Linked DNA regions of Homo sapiens: region 1 is linked to region 2. The links are chromatin loops, found by intact Hi-C in ENCODE. Cell type or tissue: breast epithelium. All regions are shown on one strand. Each heading gives the region's core, and the rest is flanking DNA. Links, peaks and the distances in the headings are about the cores only.

The links. Hi-C counts contacts between places; a loop is a spot of excess contacts. Peaks named below come from ENCODE experiments on the same cell type or tissue, not always from the same donor. Only the 100,000 strongest peaks of a DNase experiment are listed, where the experiment ranks them.
Region 1: a loop joins it to region 2, with 28 times the contacts of the local background. A loop is called at or near these places in 22 of 110 quality-filtered maps.

What each region holds. Positions count from the first base shown.
Region 1 is chr11:125,554,890-125,561,677 of GRCh38, reverse strand. No RefSeq gene overlaps it. Among named protein-coding and RNA genes, the nearest start is that of EI24, 11 kb to the left of the region's middle. In breast epithelium, for the core only: no CTCF peak of the experiment used is centred there; no DNase peak of the experiment used is centred there.
Region 2 is chr11:125,620,823-125,625,048 of GRCh38, reverse strand. It overlaps STT3A (STT3 oligosaccharyltransferase complex catalytic subunit A), which reads right to left. Exons shown (of 18, transcript NM_152713.5): 18 at 1,958-4,226. Among named protein-coding and RNA genes, the nearest start is that of CHEK1, 2.2 kb to the left of the region's middle. In breast epithelium, for the core only: no CTCF peak of the experiment used is centred there; no DNase peak of the experiment used is centred there; H3K27ac peaks cover 70 bases.

The sequences.
Region 1 (6,788 bases), core at 1,087-5,086, 64 kb after region 2:
AGATCAAAGAATGAGTTAGATAAAGAGTCTACTCACGTAACTAAGCAGTCTCTTAATTAATCCCCTGCAACTGAATCTCTATAATGTACATTTGAGGTATTTCTCCATAGACCACAAGTGCCAGCAGGTGCACAGATACTTCTGTTTAGCCAGTAAGTAATCTAGAGCAATACTATTATTTAGCATAACTTTCACAAGAGAATTTAAAGTCTGTTGCATAACCATGGCCTTTACAGCAGAATCTGCTATAGAGCCTATCATGAGGGATACATTTCTAATCATTGCCTCTTTTACTCCAAACCGTCGAAAAAAGGACCTAACAAATGATGTCCTTCTAGAAGAGTGAAGGCCTCCTGGCAATATTCTCTTTAACCCATGATGTGGGTTAAGAGTAGTGAACCAATGTTCTGTTTCTGGCTGACTGTGAGGCAATGTATGTATCGTTAAAGTTTCTCAACCTACGTTGGGCTTTCATCTTTCATCTATCAAAATGTAAGGTTATCTGTGTATAAAGCTGGCTACAAAATCCCTGACAAATAAAAGTATACCCCATAAGTGCACAGAACAGACCCCCTTTTCACCTCTATTGTCTATAGAGGCATAAGCAAAGGGAAAAATATTCAAAGATAAATATTCTACTATCTCATGATAGTAGAGAAGTCTTGATTCATGATCTTGGGAAAAGCTGTCCACATCAAGGATGCCATTTTCTTAGGAGAAACTTCCCAGGTTAGCTTTTCCTTAAGGGTTCCAATGGGTGTACAGTTCCAAGAGTGTAGAGGGACCCTTCTTGGTTGTGAGATTGTGAACCCAAAGTTCAAGGTCCCAAAGTTTTGCTACAGTGTAGATGGCAAGGGCAGTGTTTTTCTGATGTTCTCAGAAGATCCAGTCTTCAGGTTCTAGATTATGAAGGGGTTGATTGTACTCAGTCAGTGAACCATAAAACGCTTTCTTTACCTTGTCAAAATACACTATGGCATAATAATCTACTATCATAACATTAGCTCTCTTGCATAGGAAAGCTTTTATACAACTAGAAAACGTGAATTGAAAATGACAATTGGCCAGGTGTGATGGCTCACACCTGTAATCCCAGCAATTTGGGAGGCCAAGGTGGGTGGATCACTTGATGTCAGGAGTTCGAGGCCAGCCTGGCCAACATGGTGATGGTGAAGATGGTGAAACCCCTCTCTACCAAAAATACAAAAATTAGCTGGGCGTGATGGCAGGCACCTGTAATCCCAGCTACTTAGGAGGTTCGGGCAGGAGAATTGCTTGAATCCAGGAGGCAGAGGTTGCAGTGAGCTGAGATCATGCCACTGCAATCCAGCCTGGATGACAGAGTAAGACTGTCTCAAGGTAAAAAAAAGATAATTGGATGAAATCCCTCTATAAATGTTTAAGTGGCCCGTCAGGTAGCAAAATTTACCTATAGCTTTGATCGTCTTTCCAGGAATATGGCTTTGACAAATGAAACATTAGTCATAAACTATTTTAGCAATTTAGAAGTCACCACACCAATATATGTTTAATTTGGATCATTTTATCTTTTCCGTGATGAGTCATGGAATGCAGAACTTTTAATAACAAGAGCTTTAAGGACTCAGGAAAGACAAGGCAGCCATCCCAGTTTTCCATGAGTCCATGCTTAACATTGAACATATGCCTTCTTGAATACCAGTTGTTTCTCCAATTTAGGAGCATAGCACTAATAACTGATGGGTTATCATAAGTAATTTGACTTAGACCATGGAGTTCATTGTGTATCTACACAATTTTAGTATTGGCTGATTTAGCATGAAAATCTGGCAAAGTATTTTCTTGGTATTCAATTAATTTTTGTTCTACTTTGGTTAGCAGTTTTATAAACCAGTCAGTCCTTTCATTACAGTTCCAGGAATTCTCACCCAGTCTAAATGATATGATTATGAAGTTGTCAGAAACCTGTATTCAAAAGTGCTTTTCAGGGTCTTTTCCATCCTTTCCTGAACTTCCTAAAATACATCATATTATAGGCTTTTGTGTACTTGTGAAGTTTTCAGAAGCTGCATCTGAATTAAGTAATTAACTGTGGAAATTACTTTACTTTTATATATTTATTTTTGAGACACAGTCTTACTGTATTCTCCAGGCTGGAGTGCAGTGGTATGATCTTGGCTCACTGCAACCTCCACCTCCTGGGTTCAAGCAATTCTCCTACCTCAGTCTCCTGAGTAGCTGGGATTACAGGCACCTGCCACCATACCCAGCTAACTTTTGTATTTTGGTAGAGACAGGGTTTCACCATGTTGGCCAGGCTGGTCTCAAACTCCTGGCCTCAGGTGATCTGCCTGCCTCGGTCTCTCAAAATGCTGGGATTACAGGCATTAGCCTCTGTGCCTGGACTGGAAATTACTTTAAATAGTCATAGTAAAAGACAAATCAACAAGGAAATTTGGTTATTTCTGTAGTCTAGAATAGCTTAACATAATAACTATAATTATGATTGATAACATATACTCAGACATATTAGAATTTTAGAAATCCCATACAATTTTGGAACAAATATTAATAACATTCACTAAAATATAACCTGAAGGAGGCTAAGCTTTTTTAGATGGAGTCTCGCTCTGTTGCCCAGGCTGGAGTGCAATGGCGTGATCTCAGCTCACTGCAACCTCCACCTCCTGGATTCATGTGATTAACCTGCCTCAGCCTCCTGAGTAGCTGGCATTACAGGCACACACCATCACGCCCAGCCAATTTTTGGATTTTTAGTAGGGACGGGTTTTCACCATGTTGGTCAGGCTGGTCTTGAACTCTTGACCTCGTGATCCACCTGCCTCGGCCTTCCAAAGTGCTGGGACTACAGGCATGAGCCACTGTGCCCAGCCCATTATTATTCTTTTTAACGATGCTTCCCAGCCAGGCATGGTGACTCACACCTGTAATCCCAGCACTTTGGGAGGCCGAGATGGATGGATCACCTGAGGTCAGGAGTTCGAGACCAGCCTGACCAACGTGGAGAAACCCCGCCTGTACTAAAAATACAAAATTGCCCGGGGGTGGTGGCGAATGCCTGTAATCCCAGCTACCTGGGAGACTGAGGCAAGAGAATCGCTTGAACCCGGGAGCTGGAGGTTGTGGTGAGCCAAGATCATGCCACTGCATTCCAGCCTGGGCAACAAGAGCGAAACTCCATCTCAAAACAAAAAAAAATGCTTCCCATATAACTTAGCATGTCAAAAAATCCTGTTTACCTCTCTTTTGGATGCTTCAGGGGCCCTCTGTAGTATCCCAGAATTAGAGGTCAGGAAAGACAATTTTGAAGATGAACTTTGATTTCAGGAGGCCTGCCAAATATGTTAAAGGTTTAAAACACTTGATATTATAAAGTAGGATTCCAGGGCACGGTAAGTCATTCATTTAGTCAAAATGATGACTCAAAAATTTAAAAAAAGCGAAAACCTTTACCAATTGATAGAGGGAAGACTTAGCTTTCCAAACAATCTGTCTCTTGTCTTTCCCTTGTTTTTCCTGTAGTTTATTCAAAAGGCAAACAAAAATCTTTCATTATCCTTTAATATTACATGAAAATCTTGTTCAAGAGAGAAAGCCAAATTTCATCCTTGTGTTAGTGTACTATTAATGTCAACTCAATTTTTTAATAAAACATTATAGAAAAATCTATTCAGTCTTTTTTTTTTTTCTGAGACAGAGTCTCGCTCTGTTGCCCAGGCTGGAGTGCAGTGGCACGATGTCGGCTCACTGCAACCTCCGCCTCCCAGGTTCACGCCATTCTCCTGCCTCAGCCTCCTGAGTAGCTGGGACTACAGGCGCCCACCACCACGCCTGGCTAATTTTTTCTTTTTGTATTTTTAGTAGAGACGGGGTTTCACTATGTTAGCCAGGATGGTCTCGATCTCCTGAACTTGTGATCCGCCTGCCTCGGCCTCCCAAAGTGCTGGGATTACAGGTATGAGCCACCGCGCCCGGCCAAACGTTAGCAAAGAATGGACAGCTATTCAGTCTTAATCAATTTGACCATAAGGTAAGATTCTCATAAACCTTTTACGAATTATTGTTAAAGAGCAGATCAATGCTCTCAGAAAACCCTATTGTGCTTTCATTCCAATGTTCAATTTAAATTTAGCCAATATGTTCACACACAGAATTTCTTTTACAAGATTAATTTTTCACAAACCTTCCACAACTTGCTCAAACCTTTAGCTTTATCCTACATAATTTAAAACAATCCTTTAACCCTCTAAACTAGGCAAAAATTTACATTCCCATGCCTTCTTGTAATCTTTCACTAAAAGCACATTTCAGTTTTCCTCACACACCTTCCAAGTAAAACTGCCTTTTTTTCATAAGTCTCAATTACATGTTACAGTGCTAACTCTTAGCAATTTTTCTTTTTTTTTTTTTTTTTTTTTTGGTGAAAAACCTGGTAAGTAAGCGATTATAATTATGTACTAGGTGTGGAGCCCAGGACACCAGACAGAAGTCCACATAACATCTGACTCTTTCCAGCATAATCAGGGGGAATGGCTAACTCCATATGTCCCCAGGCCTCACCTAGAATCTAATGGCTCCAAAGCAGGTAAGTTGAACAATTTTCAAAAGTTAAAGAAGCAGTTTATTACCTTAAAGAATTTAGCAAATCTAATATCTAACCTGCCTAATTTAGACCAAATGTCTTTATTTGACCAATAATCTTTAAAATTTTTTATTTCCCAAAGCTTACTAAAGTCACATGAACTAAAAGGCATTAGTTTTCTAATTCTCTGACAAAAAAAAAAAATTATTTAAGCATTTGCTATTTCTAAGCTAATTAACAAGAGCTCCTTCAAACATAAACGTTACACACATAACACATATAACTACACAGAAGAAGATCCAGTAGTTGTAAGGGTTTTCATTTGCCAGTTTTTAAGTTTCTTAATTAGATTACTGGCTTCAGGATGCAGTTCTCTGAGGAACAGGGCTAGGAAAACATGTAGTTTCTTGGGCCTAATAAACAGCATCTGGAAAGCAAAACAGATCCCAAAAAATTCAGGGTCCCATTTTCATACTGTTACATTAGGTAGCTAGCCAGGCATGAGCAGGGCAGGAAAGGGCTCACCTCCACCCAACCAGGAATGTCAGGCGATGATCAGGTGATGGTTTGGCAGTTGCCACACTGCCTCTCTAAAAATTATAATTGGTCATAGAGGCCAGGGAGAGACAATTTCCCAACGGATAAAAATGCTAGATATTGGTAATCAGCAGCTTCCAATAAAATACCAGGAATTGGGGGAGTGAGCTTTGGCGTCTGCATTATCAGATAAAATGGTGAAGTATGACCTTCCAGGGGCATTTCACCAGAAAAGGGAAGAAATCTTCAGGTGGGCAGGTGTACAACAACTTCTTTTATTTTTATTTGTTTTAAGATGGAGCCTTGCTCTGTGGCCCAGGCTGGAGTGCATTGGCAGGATCTCGGCTCACTGCAACCTCCGCCTCCCGGATTCAAGCGATTCTTCTGCCTTAGCTGGGACTACAGGCACATGCCACCACCCCCGGCTAATTTTTTTATTTTTAGTAGAGACAGGGTTTCACCATGTTGGCCAGGATGGTCTCAATCTCTTGACCTCATGATCCACCCGCCTCGGCCTCCCAAAGTGTTAAGATTACAGGTGTGAGCCACTGCGCCCAGCCAGGTATACAACTTCTTAAACACACCGCACAAGCTTACCTCCCAAGTTTAAGGAGAGCACTGTGCATGTGGGCAGCTCACCCTAAGGAAAGAGAATGAAGGGAATGTGGTGTAAGGCTAGAAGTGTGCCAGTGATATAGCAGTTAAGAAGAAATCACTTAGGCAGATAGGAAGGGTATGGGAGTCCTCAGTAAGGCTTTTCTTTTTGATGAAGAGCAGCCGCAAATCATTTTCTAACAAAGAGCAGGCTGCAAGATGGAAGCTTGCATGGGTGAATGCAGGCAGGAACTGAGGACTAGACATGTTCAAGGCGGAGGCTCCATCGTCCCTTCTCTTCCAGCCACATGTACTGTAAAGGAGCAGACAAGATGGCACTAATCAACTAGAAAGCCCATTTGCATAAAAACATTAGGGTGGGACGACAGCCTTCCCCATGCACTGTGTAAACGTCATACCTGATCAAACCAATCTATGAGCCCTGGGTAAATCAGAATTGCCTCCTCAAACTGGACTATAGAACTCGACACATTGACTGCTAGCTAGTCTTTTCCACTCAAGGCCCCTTCTTCTATACAGGAAGCTGTTTCTCTTTCTCTTCTACCTCTGTTCCTAAACTCCTTGTGTGTGTCCATGTCCTAAATTTCCCTGGCAGGCGACAATGAACCCCAGGTTATATTACCCAGACAATGTAGCTGCTTCATAATGGGGACCTTGCCTGGGATACCAAGGTATAGCATTCATCAGAAGAGTGAGTAGAGGAGTGGACTCCAACTCTGTCCTTTCATTTTGAGGCTCTCAGCCTCCATTTTAGAACTAAATCAAACCAAATACTGGGCCCCCTTTAGCCATTTAAAAATGATTAGTGTGGCTGCCAGCCTTAGAAGACTTGGGGGACAGGCTTGCTGTGGAGAACATGGAGAAGCCCCAGTATCCATAGGATGCTGGGCATATTGCCCGCCCCCCGCCACCTTTTTTTTTTTTTTTTTGAGACAGTCTTGCTCTGTCACCTAGGCTGGAGTGCAGTGGTGCGATCTCGGTTCACTGCAACCTCCGCCTCCCAGGTTCAAGTGATTCTTCCTGCCTTAGTCTCCCAAGTAGCTAGGATTACAGG
Region 2 (4,226 bases), core at 227-4,226:
CAGTAAACTAGACTGGAACTCAGGGATAGGCAGGATCATCTCCATTACATTCTCCAGCACTGGCCGGGCGCAGTGGCTCCTGCCTGTAATTCCAGCACTTTGGGAAGGCGAGGCAGGAGAATGGCTTGAGGCCAGGAGTTCAGGACCAGCCTGGGGAACATAGGGAGACCCCATCTCTACAAATAAAAAAATTTAGGAATTAGTCGGGCTTGGTGGTGTGTCCCTGTAGCCCTAGCTACTTGGGAGGCCTAAGCAGAACAATCGTTTGAGTCCAGGAGTTAGAGGTTAGTGAGCACTACTGCACTCCAGCCTGGGCAACAGCATGATTCCGTAGGAAAAAAACATATTTTTTTATATGTATATATTTTATATATATACATATATATTTTCTTAGTCCTTAAGACTGGGCCACATACAAACACTAAGCATAACTGGCTATTATGATAATAGTAAAGTGAAACAAGTATAAAATGTTACTCAAGGCCGGGGCCTGGTGGCTCACACGTGTAATCCCAACACTTTGGGAAGCTGAGGCGTATGGATCACCTGAGGTCAGCAGTTCAAGACCAGCCTGGCCAACATGGTGAAACCCCCGTCTCTACTAAAAATACAAAAATTAGCCGGGCACGATGGCGAGTGCCTGTAATCCCAGCTACCCAGGAGGCAGAGGCTGCAGTGAGCAGAGATTGTGCCACTGCACTCCAGCCTGGGCAACAGAGCAAGACTCCGTCTCAAAAACAAACAACCAACAACAAAAACACACATTTCTTTTAAAGAAGCAAAGTCAGGAACAAAAATCAAGGAAAAAACTCTTAAAATGCTTATGTGTATAGTTTTGAATCATGACATCACAGATTAGGCTTCATGTAATCTTTTTACAGTTTGTTGTTTTTGGAGACAGGGTGTGTTGCTCTGTCACCCAGGCTGGAGTGCAATTGGGCAGTCTTAGCTCACTGCAGCCTGGAACTCCTGAGCTCAAGTGATCCTCCTACCTCAGCATCCCAAGTCACTGGGATTACAGAAGCGAGCCACAGGGCCTGGTATAAAAATAAAAGCAAGTTTTTATATCATTTATCCCATTTTCTCTTGTTTCCTCACTGTGTGCTGAAAACAAAGAATACGAAGAGGAAGACCTGCAAATTTCCTGTGTGTCTGATGGAGTCTTTTTAGCCTGAAAAAAAAAAAAAAAAAGATATACAGACTCCAGCAGAATACCAGTTAAAGACAGAATACATAGAAATAGCCTCTATTCTCTTCTGAAAGCCCACTAAAATATTTTAATAGTAAAGGATACCAATATTTAAAAGAACCCATAAGAACAGAGTATGAGACACATTTTGGAAAGCAGAAAGCCTTTAGATGAAAGGTAATGAAGATGAATCCCAAAGCTAGCAATGGAAAGCAGAATTAACATCACAGAACTCTGAAAAAGCTCAAGTTGAACTGGTGACACCAGGTAACTGAAGGTGGAGGTAAAAATGGGGCTAAAAGGGGTAGGTTTAAAGGCTACATAAAAAACAAATAGATCCCCGTATCCCTTCCCTTTCTATGTAACCAAGGAACTGTCCCTCCCCAAAGCTGGTACGAGATTTAAGAGGGTAAATGCACAGTATGTGAACTGGAGACCATTAGGCACAGTTAAAAGCTTGGGCACCTTACTGAAAACGGAGGGATTAAGTTTAAGTTTTATCCACTGAAGGTTGAGCCTGTTACAACTTCTTTCCCTACTCTACTCCCAGAAAGCTGACTGCCTGGCTTACATCCTTGAGTAAGAGAATATGCAAGCCTTCTCAAGGGAATCTTACCTATGCAAAAGATAAAAATCTAAAAATCAGTATCATGGATTTCCCAATGTAACAGCCCAGCCAGATCACAGTAGATTGAAACCCACATTATTAATCCCCATCTACACCCCCTACAAACAGACCTTTCAATCAGCTTTTTTGGGTCCCACTCTTTTTTTTTTTTTTTTTTTTTTTTGAGACAGTCTTGCTCTGTCTCCCAGGTTGGAGTGCAGTGGCATGATGTCTGCTCACTGCAACCTCCACCTCCTGGGCAATTCTCATGCCTCAGCCTCCCCAGTAGCTGAGATTACAGGGTGTGTACCCCACACCCAGCTAATTTTTGTATTTTTAGTAGAGACAGAGTTTTCCCACGTTGCCAGGCCGGTCTCAAACTCCTGGCCTCAAGTGATCTGCCTGCCTCGGCCTCCCAAAGTGCTGGGATTACAGGCATGATCCACTGCGCCCTGCCTAGGGTCCCACTCTTAAAGAGGAGCAGACTAGCAAGAATTTGAGAAAGTCTTTAATATGAAAGACATCAAAACTATGCTTAGTGTTCATTAGCCATGTTGCCCAGGCTGGTCTTGAACTCCTGGGCTCAAGTGATCCGCATGCTTCAGCCTCCCAAAGTGCTGGGATTACAGGCATGAGCCACTGCACCTGGCCTAGATTTGAGTTTTTTATGCTAAGTACACAATAACAGTGAAAATGAAGAGTACACTTTTTAAAAAGATAGCTTCATGTAGCCTAGAAAGTAACAAAATTAAGATCCTCAGAGCAACAACTGTAGCGACAAGTTAAAAGTTATCCTATGTATAGTATAAAGGAAGATCATTAATAATTTCTAACTGGTATTAATCATATTGATAAATAATTCAGAATAACCTCTTCCACTAAAGATTCTTTATAGAAATCAAGTAATGTACTTACATATAGTAAATCAAATCTTGAGGCTAAATCTCACCCACAGTTGAAGAACATGGTATATAAATTGGTTTGGAAGGCTAAGTGCCCTGGCTATACAAATATACAACAGCATATCCCTTAGGAGCACCACTATGACTAATCTAAAAGTTATGCAATTCCTCCTGTTCCCTTAAATGGATAACACTAAACAGTTAGCTTTTATTAACGCCTTAGGGTTTATATACATCAGTGATATATTCATAGGCTCTTTGTCCTGATATTAAATGTCCTCAAGGACCACTGTGCTTCCCAGTTAAATTGTTTTTGTTTAGACAAGATTTCACTGTCGCCCAGACTGGAGTACAGTGGCACAATCACAGTTCACTGTAGCCTCAACCTCCCAGGCCCAAGTGATCCTCCAATCTCATCTTCCCGAGTAGCTGGGACTACAGGTGTACACCACCATACCTGGCTAATTTTTATTTTTCATAGAAACAATCTCCTTATGTTGCCCAGGCTTAAAACTTTTTAAGAAGTTTCTCCTCTTTTCTTGCAGGCAGGCTGGCACTGCTCTCTAGGGACCTGTTACTGGCAATGCTTCCCCTTTTAATTTGTATCTTATTTGGAAAGAGCTTCAAAATTAGGTAGTTGAACTTGGTAACAATATACAACAGCAACACATAGGCTAAGACTAAGGGAAAAAGAAGCTCACCTTTGAACAACCACAAGAGTTTTGAGTAAAGGGTCATTCCTGTGTCATGAATAAGTGAGAGTACTGAAAAGCTCCATTTCAAATTGATATGTATGATTATATTTAAGCTGATTCAAAAACACCTACTGACCATCAAGCTCTATATGTAATGCTGGAAGAGTTTCTTCCTCTCCATTGATAAACCAATAATTTCACTGTTTGTCTTGAGTCTTCAAAACTGCTGATTTATAAAGTCAAAGAGCGTCTAAGGATAAAAGACATTGAGAACAGAGACATAGTAGCCCAGAAAGGCACTCTTCTAGCACTCTTCTGGTCCCACATTTATTCATTCAATAAAAATTTATTGAGCCACGCTGTTTCCAAGGAATTGTACTAGGTGCTGCAATGCAAAGGGTTATGACAAAACTGTCTGTAAATGTAGGATCTGAATTGGTCTTTGATAGTTTTCCTGATTTGAGAAAGAAGTCTCTATTTGGCTAATTTAGGGAGCTAAGAGAATGGACAAGGTCTGCTTATGTCCTTCTGGCAGCCTAGCATAGCTTTTGCCTCCCTCAAATCAGTTATAAGTCAAAACAAATAAGGCACATTTTTTAAAAAAATTCCCCCCTTTAATTGACCAAAGTAAAGCCATGACATTTCATTTGGTAACCTGTTTAGAATTATAAAAATCATTTCATTTGGCCCAGCCCATACTGCCCAAGACAAAACTTCCAGACAATTCTGATGCCATCCAGTTTTGTTCTTACAAACTGCATATTAAAAAAAAAAAAAAAAAAAAATCTTCAACGTCCTAAATGTGATGTGCTCAGTGCGAAGCATATCAGAGC